Regions from separate parts of the Homo sapiens genome. Here region 1 is linked to region 2. Evidence: chromatin loops called from intact Hi-C (ENCODE). Cell type or tissue: A673. All regions are shown on one strand. Links, peaks and the distances in the headings refer to the core of each region. The heading gives the core; the rest is flanking DNA. Region 1 overlaps SEMA3A (semaphorin 3A). Region 2 overlaps SEMA3A (semaphorin 3A).

Region 1 (5,398 bases), core at 244-5,243, 66 kb after region 2:
TTAAGATTGCTGATAAAACATATGTATGATTTGCTTCATTTTTTTAGCTTTTTTTTTTTTTTTTTAGCTTTTTTTAAGCCATAGCTTTGTTGGAACATCAAAGAGGATTCTGATGCAACAGATGTTGAGAAACATGAGTTAAAGAAGCTAAGTGACTTGACCAAGTTGCAGCATACAACACTTAAAATTCCTGTAAACGGCCATAATGCATGAAAAGACCTAATTCTTCCCTTCCCAAGCTATGGCAAATCGTTCTTTGCCTGCTGCCAGGCTTGTGTGTCTCTAAATCATCCCTGTCAGATTCATCATCATATTGCACCTCTTTGATGCTATTGTTCTGCAACTAAAATTATCACTGTGTCACTGGCACCTTCTGAATACAGACTAAATTGCTTATTTTGGCATAGAAAACTCTCCACAGTTTGGCCCCCACATTTATTTTCCAGCTTCATCTTTTAATATATGTATGTATTCCTCATTGTCCAAACTCAACTTTATGTTATTCTTCAAGTATGAATCATATTTATTTTCTTTGGAAATTTTGCTGGTGCTATTTTCTCTAGATAGAATAATCTGTCTCCCTGCTTTCCTCTGCCCTCTCTCTGTGGATTCTACTGGCCTCCTACACTCACATCCAGTCCACACAGACACACACACCCACACCCATACACACACGTCTTTCTACAAAATATATTTTGAAGGACTCAATCAAATAAAGCTATTATTTATATACTAAAACAGAACATTCACTGTACTCACACTGAACTCTGATGGTTTCCAGTTTCTAGTATTTTAGTGTGTTATGAATACTCTAAAATAAAATAGTTTTAGTGTATTATAAGTACACTAAAATAAAATTGTTTCTACTACTTTAGTGTGTTTAGTGTAAATAATATTATGTTTGTGAATCTTGCATTTTTATATAGTGGTTAAAACCATGTTTTTGGAAAAAGATGTTATCGAATTCTTATTCCCTCCATTATTAGCTTTGTGATTTGATGTTATAGGCAAAATGTCTCAATTTTCTCGTCTGCAAAGCAGGTATTATAATAATAGTAGGGTTGTCATGAAGATTAAGTGAAATAATATATACATGAAGTTTTAAGGCAATGTTAACACTTAAATGTTAAATGAAAATAGCTAACAAATAATTTATAAACTCTGTAATAGTGTCTGTAATGTATTATTGTTATATAATTTTTGTTGTACTTCGTGGTATACTCCTTGAGATTCACAACTAGATCTTTCACCTCCGTATTCCAAATACCTATATAAACCTTACATAGTAACAGCTTAATATGTATCTACTGAATCATTAATATTTATATTAGTGCTTCAAAGACTTACATAAATTAGCAAAGTCTCAAAAATAAATACAAGGTGAACATATCAAAAATAAATTATATATTTCTGTAAACAGAAAATTATATTTCACAAACCCAAGCAGCTTCTCCAGTTTCCTCCTCCGCTTGCCTACATCCCAGAGCTGCCTGCAGTAATTCCTATTGAGCAAAAACAGTCAGGAAAAAAACAACTGGAATGATGGGATACACAGGAGAGACATTACATTAATCAGAAATAAGTTTATGTTCCACAAAGAAATAAGTTGATAATTTTGCCTATCAGTGAGGCTGACCCTTTTCAGAGGGGTAATATTTATTGATAAGCTTAATATAAAAATCAGGTGAAGAATTACAAGGCCCAGTAAAAATTAAGGAGGAACAAGATTATAAAGATAAAGGGACTTTGAACTATAGGTTTTATTTTTTAATCTTTTATAACAAGAGTAGACTAATATTTGAAGTCTGTAAGCATCAATAATATATTAATAATAACACACATACCACCAAGACGTTAAAGAGTATCATGTTTCCCAAAACTCACTTTAAAACTTGGTAATATTTGAATTTTGTAGGCTAACATCTCCTACACAATTGTGTTCACATCTGTGTCAGATCCTTAACTTATTAGCTCCTGAAGGCGAAATTATTAGTTCCTGGGATGTGTCTTTGCTACTCCCTGTATGTAGTTTTTCCACAGTCTCTTCCAACCAGTTACTAATTTTTTCACTCATTCATTGATTCTTTTATGAGCTTTAACTCAGTGCAAAGCTCTATATTTATATTTGAAAGAAATGTACTTAGATTTGTCCCTCACCTTTAAAAAAATCTAATAAAAAAAGGAATACATGCATCACCGAATATCAAGTTTGAAGTTTAAAGAAAATAACAGAAGAAAGGTATGGATAGATTGCTATGCAAGTTCCAGAGAGAAAACATTTTTCTCTGCTGGGGAAAATAAATGGACATTTAATGTACTGTGCATCATGGCCTAATCTTTACATAATAGGTAAAATTTGTACCTGCTTAGATTAGGGAAAAGTGACTCCAAATACATGAAGAATGACATACAGGAAAAATAGAGTGAGTATTTTTTCATCTGTCCTGCCATTAAACACCACTTCGCATAACTCCTGGCCTAAAAAAGAATTAACCCAAAAACTAAACTAATGTTTTCAGTGTGATCCCTCCTTCTAGATCTCATGGACTTTTTCTAGTATGATTGTGATCTCATGTCAAAATTTCTCTTCCTGGAGGTCCTCTGACTGCTGACTCTATATTGTGTGCTGTTAAGGGCATAGGATTCAGAATTTGGACACGTGTTGTTCAATGGAAATATTCTATATTTGCCTTTATCCATTATGGAAGCCACTAGCCATATGTGACTATTGACATCTTGAAATGTGACTCATGAAGCTGACGAATGGAATTTTTCCCTTTGATTAGTTTAAATTAAATAACCACATGCAATGTGTGACTGTAGTATTGCACAGTGTATATCTAAAGTCGCCTTTTAAGGAAAAGTAAATTATGGATAAATTTGATCTGCAGAAGGATCTCTTTTGGTCAAAGTGCAATATGTCACAATATTTCCTTTGAGATCTTATTACACTCTTTATTTGCTGAAGCCAGTAGTTTCACCCTGTATAGTTATTGCCTGTATACTATTGTTAATTCAAGTATGTGCAAAGGAAGACTAACTAATTATATCAGCAGGAATCTCTGAAGACTTCCAGGAAGTGACTTTTGAATTTAATCTCAAAGGAAAAGAAGGTCACCCTCAGGCTGGGGGCTGAGGATGAGTGAGGGCAGAAGGAAGGGGTCTCAGGCAGAGATGAGAAAAGGATGGCATGACCAGGGGAATATTCAATAATTTAGTATAACTGGCATACAAAGTGTCTTTTGTGAGAAACAGAAAGGCAGAAAATGCCATTTGAAAAAAATATATGATAACATACATTCTTTCAATACCGTCCAACTATTAGTTTTCACATAATTTTATGCAATTTCCCACCTAAAATATTCATCCTATCACATATATAAAGGTTTCCTTTCTTTTCTTTTTCTTTTACAAACATCATTTACGTTTTAATCATTAAACACAACAACTAAAATTACAACTTTGTTACCTAAATTTATGACTTGGACAACATTGAGATTTAGGAAATTTATTGCCATGAAGTCACCAATGGTTTATAATTTATAAGACTTTGGATTAGACATTAGCACAGTTATTATTTCCTCTAATGCCTTACCTCACCACAGTCTAATAACATTCAGGAAATCCAAAAGACAAAGGGGAGAGAGTGGTCTTGAAAGCTAAAAACAGTCGTTGAAAACTGATGCAATCATGTAATAAAATATAGCACAATAACTTATATGATATGCTCATAGCATCTGCTAAAGCAATTAGAATCAGTATAGCTAAAGTTTTATTCATGTATTTCTACAGTGAAAACTCTTTCAGCCCATGTAAGACATTTAAGTTATGCAGTTTAATTGTGTACATTGGTCTTAGGATTTTCAGTCTTATTACTTGCATATGCGATCTATTTCACACTCTTCCAAAACAGAAATCCACTGGGTAGCAATCAGATTTTGAAAGTCCTTCCAAGTAAAGCCAGATAGTGGTCTATGTGATATTTTTCATATGATAACATAGGGTGTTAATACGCAATTATATTAACACTGTTCGTTCATGATAATTCAATACCTTCACACATCTAAATTAAGGTCTTGCTCATTAGATAACAGAAACAGCAATATTAGTGTCTATTCATATAAATGACTTTAAATTTATCAGATATATTAAAGAGGACGCTGTTTTATTTGATGATTTTCACACGCATTCTATGTAATGTTGTAACTTTTAGAGATTCTCAACAAAATATTTTAATGAATCGGCAGTTATATTCCTTTTGAAAGAATGTCTCATATTAGAAAAATAATGTACTTTTTCTAATTTAAATTATTTTTTCATGAAACCTTTTCAATTATCTTCTCATCTACCTATAAGAAAGAATTTTCAATGCATTGTGAAAGGTCAAAATATTTACAGATATTTCAAACATGCCTTATAATTTTGCCTGATAAAAATATAGGCTGGCATTTCTACTGTGACATAAGATATTTTGATCATAGTAGAACAGAATAAGTTTACTGTAACAACTATAAACAATGGTTAAGGGAAATTAATAAATCTGTTTCAAGGGCATACTAAGTATTTTGTAGACATTATAACAAGAATTATTTACTTCAACTATGAGATTTTCTTATCTGCTTATTACAGGAGTCTGAATTTCAGAAGGGTGTAGGAACTTGCCTGAGGCACAGAGCCAATAAAAGGCACAGCCAGAGATAACACCCAGTTCTGCCCGATTTCAACATCCTTAAAGCCCATTATTACATGTAATGGGCATGAATTTTACACTACAAACATGTGTAAGAAGTGTCATTTTATCTCTCTATCCAAAAATCAAATTATATTTATTTCAGATCCTCATCTCACTAGACTGGAAAGGAAATTCAATTTATTCTCTATGGAATTGTGTAAGAATATAGAAGATTTACATGGTAGATTCCCAGAAATTTGGGTAGGAATTACATTAAAAGGAAACATATTATGTATCGGTAAAAGAGGTGACTAACTTAGTATTTATTTACGGGGTTGAACAAAAAGGAGGAAAGGAAAGGGATGCCAGCTTTCAACACATTACCTGACACCATGACGAAGGATAGTTTTTCATCTTCTCTTGAACCATAACTGACATGCTTAACCTCTCTTCCTATGAGTTCTAATCCTTTACCTTGTAAATCAAATACTGCATGAAATTGGAAGCACTTCTCATCTACCTTGGCACTGTCTGATTAACTTGGACATATGATCCCAGACATAAAGTATCTTATGCTTTGAGGAGATAGCACGTCTGTCTGTGTCAGTAGTGTAAAATGTCTTATTGAGTACAAGAAAATATAATATTCATAACAATAATTTCTACCACACTACCACTTCGTTCTGCTGCTTCTTTTAGTCTGTAATATATAGTCGCATATACATA
Region 2 (5,398 bases), core at 217-5,216:
ACACTAAATCCTTTGGTGAATCTGGAGTGAACAGAATGCTTCTTTAGTCACCTTCCAAATTTAAGAATACATACTTTATTAAAGAGTGTTCTGAAATGGCATCTTTAATTACAATCCTACATTTGCTTCTCTTATAGCTCGACACAGCATGTAGAAGTTGAAGTAATCTCTCAACCAGAGAAAAACAATTACATTCAAAGAGAATTAATGCCTCTAAAAGCTTTGGCCTATTCAGATTCACCATAGTCAAATTAATTTTATAGAAACTTAGCTTGTTTTTTAAAAACAACAATTGTTGTTTAACTGAATATGAGCATAGGCAAGATGTAAGAAGGTGGAAGAATAACACACATTTCACATTACTGAATTTTACTATAGTTCCCATAGCAGTTTATGTCATTGTAAGATACATAACTGAAACGAAAGAAAGACTTAAAATTCTGAAGGAGTACATTCAAAGTTATTTAATATTGGAGGCAGCTAATTGTCTCTACATCTAGGAAAATCAAAGTCATGCATTTAACTAAGGAAAACAGAATACTGAAGAATCTGAGAACTAGATTTGGAAAAAAAAATGTGTCTGATTTTAACCCATGTTTCTATTTAATCTATTGAATAAAATTTCACCCAATTTCTATTTAATCTCACACTGGAAAGTGGTGATATAACCTAAGCAATCCAGAATTTGTATTGTTCACTGACATTAGTTTTTAAGACTCTTCTCTAAGTTATAAAGCAATATAAAAATCTCGTGTTGGAGAAGAACATCTAAAGGATTTGGAGTGAAAGGAATAATGAGACAAAATTAAGCACATTTGAAAGCAGTGGAAGACAGCTGCTAACACATATGCCAGGAAAGTATTGTCTTTTTTAAAAAATCAAACTGTTGAGAAGTAACAGTTTAAAACTGTGGTTTGTTTTCATGATGATTTCATACATAAGCCACCAAAAACTTCCGTAAGTTGTCTGTACGTAGGAAACAGTAATTCTGTCCAAACTAATTTACAGAATTCACCCTGGAACATATTTTTCAATTGGGAAAATATTTTCATTGTTTGGAACTGTGATATAGAAAGTCATTCCTTTTATTATTTAGAATTGAGAATACATAAACTGGAAAACAAGAAGGAATACTTCATTGTTCTTAAAATGCCATTACATTTAATATTAGTGTAAATCAAAGAACATACTGCTATTCTTATTTTCCCTCCACCATACAAAATTACTGATGTTTACAAGTTAGGACACTTAGTAAGATAGGTTAAAAAAAAAGAAAAAAAATATATATAGTTTTCAGTCTACTCCATCTGGACTGTAATTTGCTACATCTGGTCAAGAAGATCAACCTACAAATATTTAACTTCTACTTATACAAACAGGAAATATTTAATTGAGTGCTTACTAGGAAATGCTTGTTCTAGTATTTTTATAGGCATTATCTAATTTCACCTCAGTAACTCTTAAAAGATACATTAACTCTTAAAAGATACATTATTCATCCCATCTTCTATAAAACTTGGGACCAGGGAGTTTAAGGAACTTGTCCTAGTTTGCACATCTAAAAGATAAGTACTGTGGTGATGGCTTGTGTTCTTACTTATAACTGTATAACTCCAAAATCTGTAGCTATAGTATTTATTTTCCTACAACTTCTTCCAATTGATGCTTAGAGATCCCTTATGTAGTTTCTATGCATTTGCAATTAAAATCCATTCTTGTACCTCTTACATGGCCCTTTCATTGCTTAATATCTCTATGTAATTTTTTTGGTTTAGGCTGAGGTGGCTTTTTTTTTTTTTTTTTTTTTTAAAGTTTGGCCTCTCTGAAACTAAGGTAGAATTACAGATCTTAGAATTGGAAGTAAGGATGAAGGGTATCCATTTGATAAACAGATCTCTTTGAATGACCATTCAATCAGGGCCTGAACATATCCAGTGATACAGCCCGTGCCTCTGGCAGCAGCCCGTTTCCATCCTCACACAACTCAGAGTGCCTGAAATTTCAGACTTTTATTGACTCTGGGTAGCATAGCATTGATCATTTGTAATCTTTTGGATGCCAATGAAATGAATGCCATTTCTTTTTTTTTTTTTTTTTGAGACTGAATGTTGCTCTGTCACCCAGGCTGGAGTGCAGTGGTGCAATCTCGGCTCACTGCAACCTCTACCTCCCAGGTTCAAGCAATTCTCTTGCCTCAGCCTCCCGAGTAGCTAGGATTACAGGCACCCGCCATCAAGCCCAGCTTATTTTTTTGTATTTTTAGTAGAGACAGGGTTTCACCATGTTGGCCAGGTTGGTCTTGAACTCCTGACCTCGTGATCCACCCGCCTTGGACTACCAAAGTGCTGAGATTACAGGCATGAGCCACCGTGTCCAGCCAATAAATGCCATTTCAATTTAGATATTATGTAGTGGATTTTCTGTCCCTCCTCTCTGGAGACTAACAGCTCTCATTTATTTCAGCTGTGATTCACATGAATACAAACTCTTTTCCTTCCTTCCTTCCTTCCTTCCTTCCTTCCTTCCTTCCTTCCTTCTTCCCTCCCTCCTTCCCTCCCTCCCTTCCTTCCTCCCCTTCTTCTTTTTTTTGTGTGTGTGGAGAGTGGGGTGGGGTAGGGAGTAAGGCCAGCCTAGTATTGTACTATTTCTCATGAAGAAATGAGAAAAATATCTTTTAACAATTTGTTAACAATTTTTGTCTATAGGATAGGTAAATATATAAAAAGATAGATATTCCATTTTACATTGTTGACCAGGTAATATGAAAAAAAAATGTGAGTTAGGCATGATGAGCTATTAATTATATATTTCCGCAGGGAATGTTCATTCTGGTAGATAAGATTGCAATAATTGACAGTGGGATGCAGGTTATAAGAGTAATTCAAGCAAAATGTAACAGGAAGCTCTCTGAGAATTTCTTGGCAGTTGCATTTGAACTAGCTTTAAGCGTGGCTCTATTCTGTAGCTGTTGGAGTCAGGAAAAATAGCAACAAAGGCCAAAGAGTGAATGAGCACAGTGCATGGTTTCCCGCATGATAGAGGACATGAGAAGTACTGGGATAGGGTCTAAATTTAAATGATAGTGACCTGACCTTTAGTGCTAAGTTAAAGAGTATGAATTTTATCCTCTGTTGAAATCATATTTTTGATGATAAAATGATAAAATGAAGAGGTCAGTAGGACAAATAGATAAAGCAAGGCAATCAATCACATGGCTAATATATGTTTCCTGATGTTAATAGCTGGAACAGAGGACAGGTCTACATTGCAGCTTTCTCTCTTCGGAAGGCACATCGCATTCTACATTTTTCTGGATGCTGATGAAAATTTCCTACTAAGTGTGCACCCGAAAAATCTAAAGCACTGATTCAGGACATACAGTTTTGGAGAATCCTCAAAAATTCTATCCCATGGGGGTGGGGTGTGTGTGTGTACATGTGTGCGTGCATTGAGCAAAACATATTTTTAAGAAGCCAATAATTAATTAGCTTCCAAGCACAAAAATGGACTTATATTTAATGTTATTTTTAATCTGAAAGTGTTCCTGTCACTAAAGTATAGGTATATTGTTTAGTATTTGCCTATTCACAGCAGAAGCAAACTGGAGAGCAAAAACAAATGAAAAATTGAAGTCAGATGGTAAAATTAATTTAATTCATGTTTTCATGAAAGCCTCATCTCAGTTTCTCTCTATATATCAGCTCCAAAATGCTTGAAAGAATTTAGGCAGTACAGTGAATCATTTAATGATCAAAAAGACATATTAAAATATTTCAAATAAAAGAGGCCTCAAGGAACCTAAGAGGTTAAACCGGATGTTTCCCCCACATTCCTATTTTGTTAGGTTCTGTGCTTATCCTTCTATCTAATGGCTTGGAACAAATGAAACCACTTTTAAAAAGTTTTTGTAAAATTAAATACATTTATACACAATATTGATCAGTCTAATCCATTACTACATGCAAATAAATTCTGCCAGATCAGTGTGTATAGACAAGTTATTTCACTTCCTCTCTTCTTTAGGACTGCACCATATTAAGTATGAAACCAGCAAATAGGAATATAACTCTCATTTTAATAAAATGCAGGCCGGGCACACTGGCTCACACCTGTAATCCCAGCACCTTGGGAGGCCGAGGCAGGAGGATCACTTGAGGTCAGGAGTTCGAAGCCAGCCTGACCAACATGGAGAAACCCCATCTCTACTAAAAACACAAAAATTAGCCGGGCATAGTGGTGCATGTCTGTAATCCCAGCTACTCGGGAGGCTGAGGTGGGAGAATCGCTTGAACTCGGGAGGTTGTGGTGAACCGAGATCCCGCCATTGTACTCCAACCTGGGCAACAAGAGCAAAACTCCATCTCAAAAAAAAAAAAAAAAAGTAAAATGCACACATTTTGGTTCCAATATATTTCTTAGTACCCTGAAGAATAAGCACTGATTGATAACTACAGCAGTCAATATAGTCAGGTTACCATGTACCAACAGTCTATGCTTATATAGTGCTTCACATTAATACCCAATGTTTTGCTTTGTTACCTTGCAGAAATGTTGGAATCCAACAATGTGATCACTTTCAATGGCTTGGCCAACAGCTCCAGTTATCATACCTTCCTTTTGGATGAGGAACGGAGTAGGCTGTATGTTGGAGCAAAGGATCACATATTTTCATTCGACCTGGTTAATATCAAGGATTTTCAAAAGGTATCAGTATTCTAATATATGCACTATAGTTATTTTGAAGCATCTCAAGTTATAGATAATTCTCTAGCTATTTAAAAGCATGATTACTGACAGAAAATTGTTTTGAATTAATAGTTTGTCTTTTCTGATGCAAATAAAAATGACAGTAATGAATCAATGGATGCAATAAATCAAAAAATATCAAGGATGAAACCACAGTATTTGCAGTAATCATTATAAGAAATATGAACTTCAGCTTACCCTTTCATATCTATTTTTCCTACATAAAAGTAAATACTTGAACCATCGTAGCAATACATCATAATTGACTTCATGAACTATTTATATGTGTGTAGGTATAAATTTATATTTCTCTGTATTTCCAGAAAATGAAGAGTTCATCTATCCATTACCCACATGCCTAATTTGGCATGCTATCAGTGTTTGTAAATAAAGTTTTATTGAAACACAAGCACTCCCATTCATTGACATATTGCCTATGTCTGTTTTTGTGCTACAACAGCAGAATTCAATAGTTACAAAGGGTATCAACTGGTCTACAAAAATGATTTACTATCTGGCCTTTTAAACAAAAAATTTGCCAAACCCTGATCTAGGAGATCAAAGTATCAGATTTTTAAAAATGTGGTCATGCAGACATCAGCAGGATATAAGTTCTATCTTTATTCTTTATAGTATTTCTGGCTCATTTCAT

Evidence for each region. Hi-C counts contacts between places; a loop is a spot of excess contacts. Peaks named below come from ENCODE experiments on the same cell type or tissue, not always from the same donor. Only the 100,000 strongest peaks of a DNase experiment are listed, where the experiment ranks them.
Region 1: a loop joins it to region 2, with 4 times the contacts of the local background. A loop is called at or near these places in 1 of 110 quality-filtered maps.

What each region holds. Positions count from the first base shown.
Region 1 is chr7:84,068,531-84,073,928 of GRCh38, reverse strand. The region is part of intron 4 of SEMA3A (semaphorin 3A); the gene reads left to right. Among named protein-coding and RNA genes, the nearest start is that of SEMA3A, 120 kb to the left of the region's middle. In A673, for the core only: no CTCF peak of the experiment used is centred there; DNase peaks (open chromatin) are centred at 2,978, 3,618 and 4,688; H3K27ac peaks cover 5,000 bases.
Region 2 is chr7:84,134,100-84,139,497 of GRCh38, reverse strand. It overlaps SEMA3A (semaphorin 3A), which reads left to right. Exons shown (of 17, transcript NM_006080.3): 2 at 4,547-4,704. Among named protein-coding and RNA genes, the nearest start is that of SEMA3A, 58 kb to the left of the region's middle. In A673, for the core only: no CTCF peak of the experiment used is centred there; DNase peaks (open chromatin) are centred at 1,467, 1,967, 2,467 and 2,927; H3K4me3 peaks cover 572 bases; H3K27ac peaks cover 5,000 bases.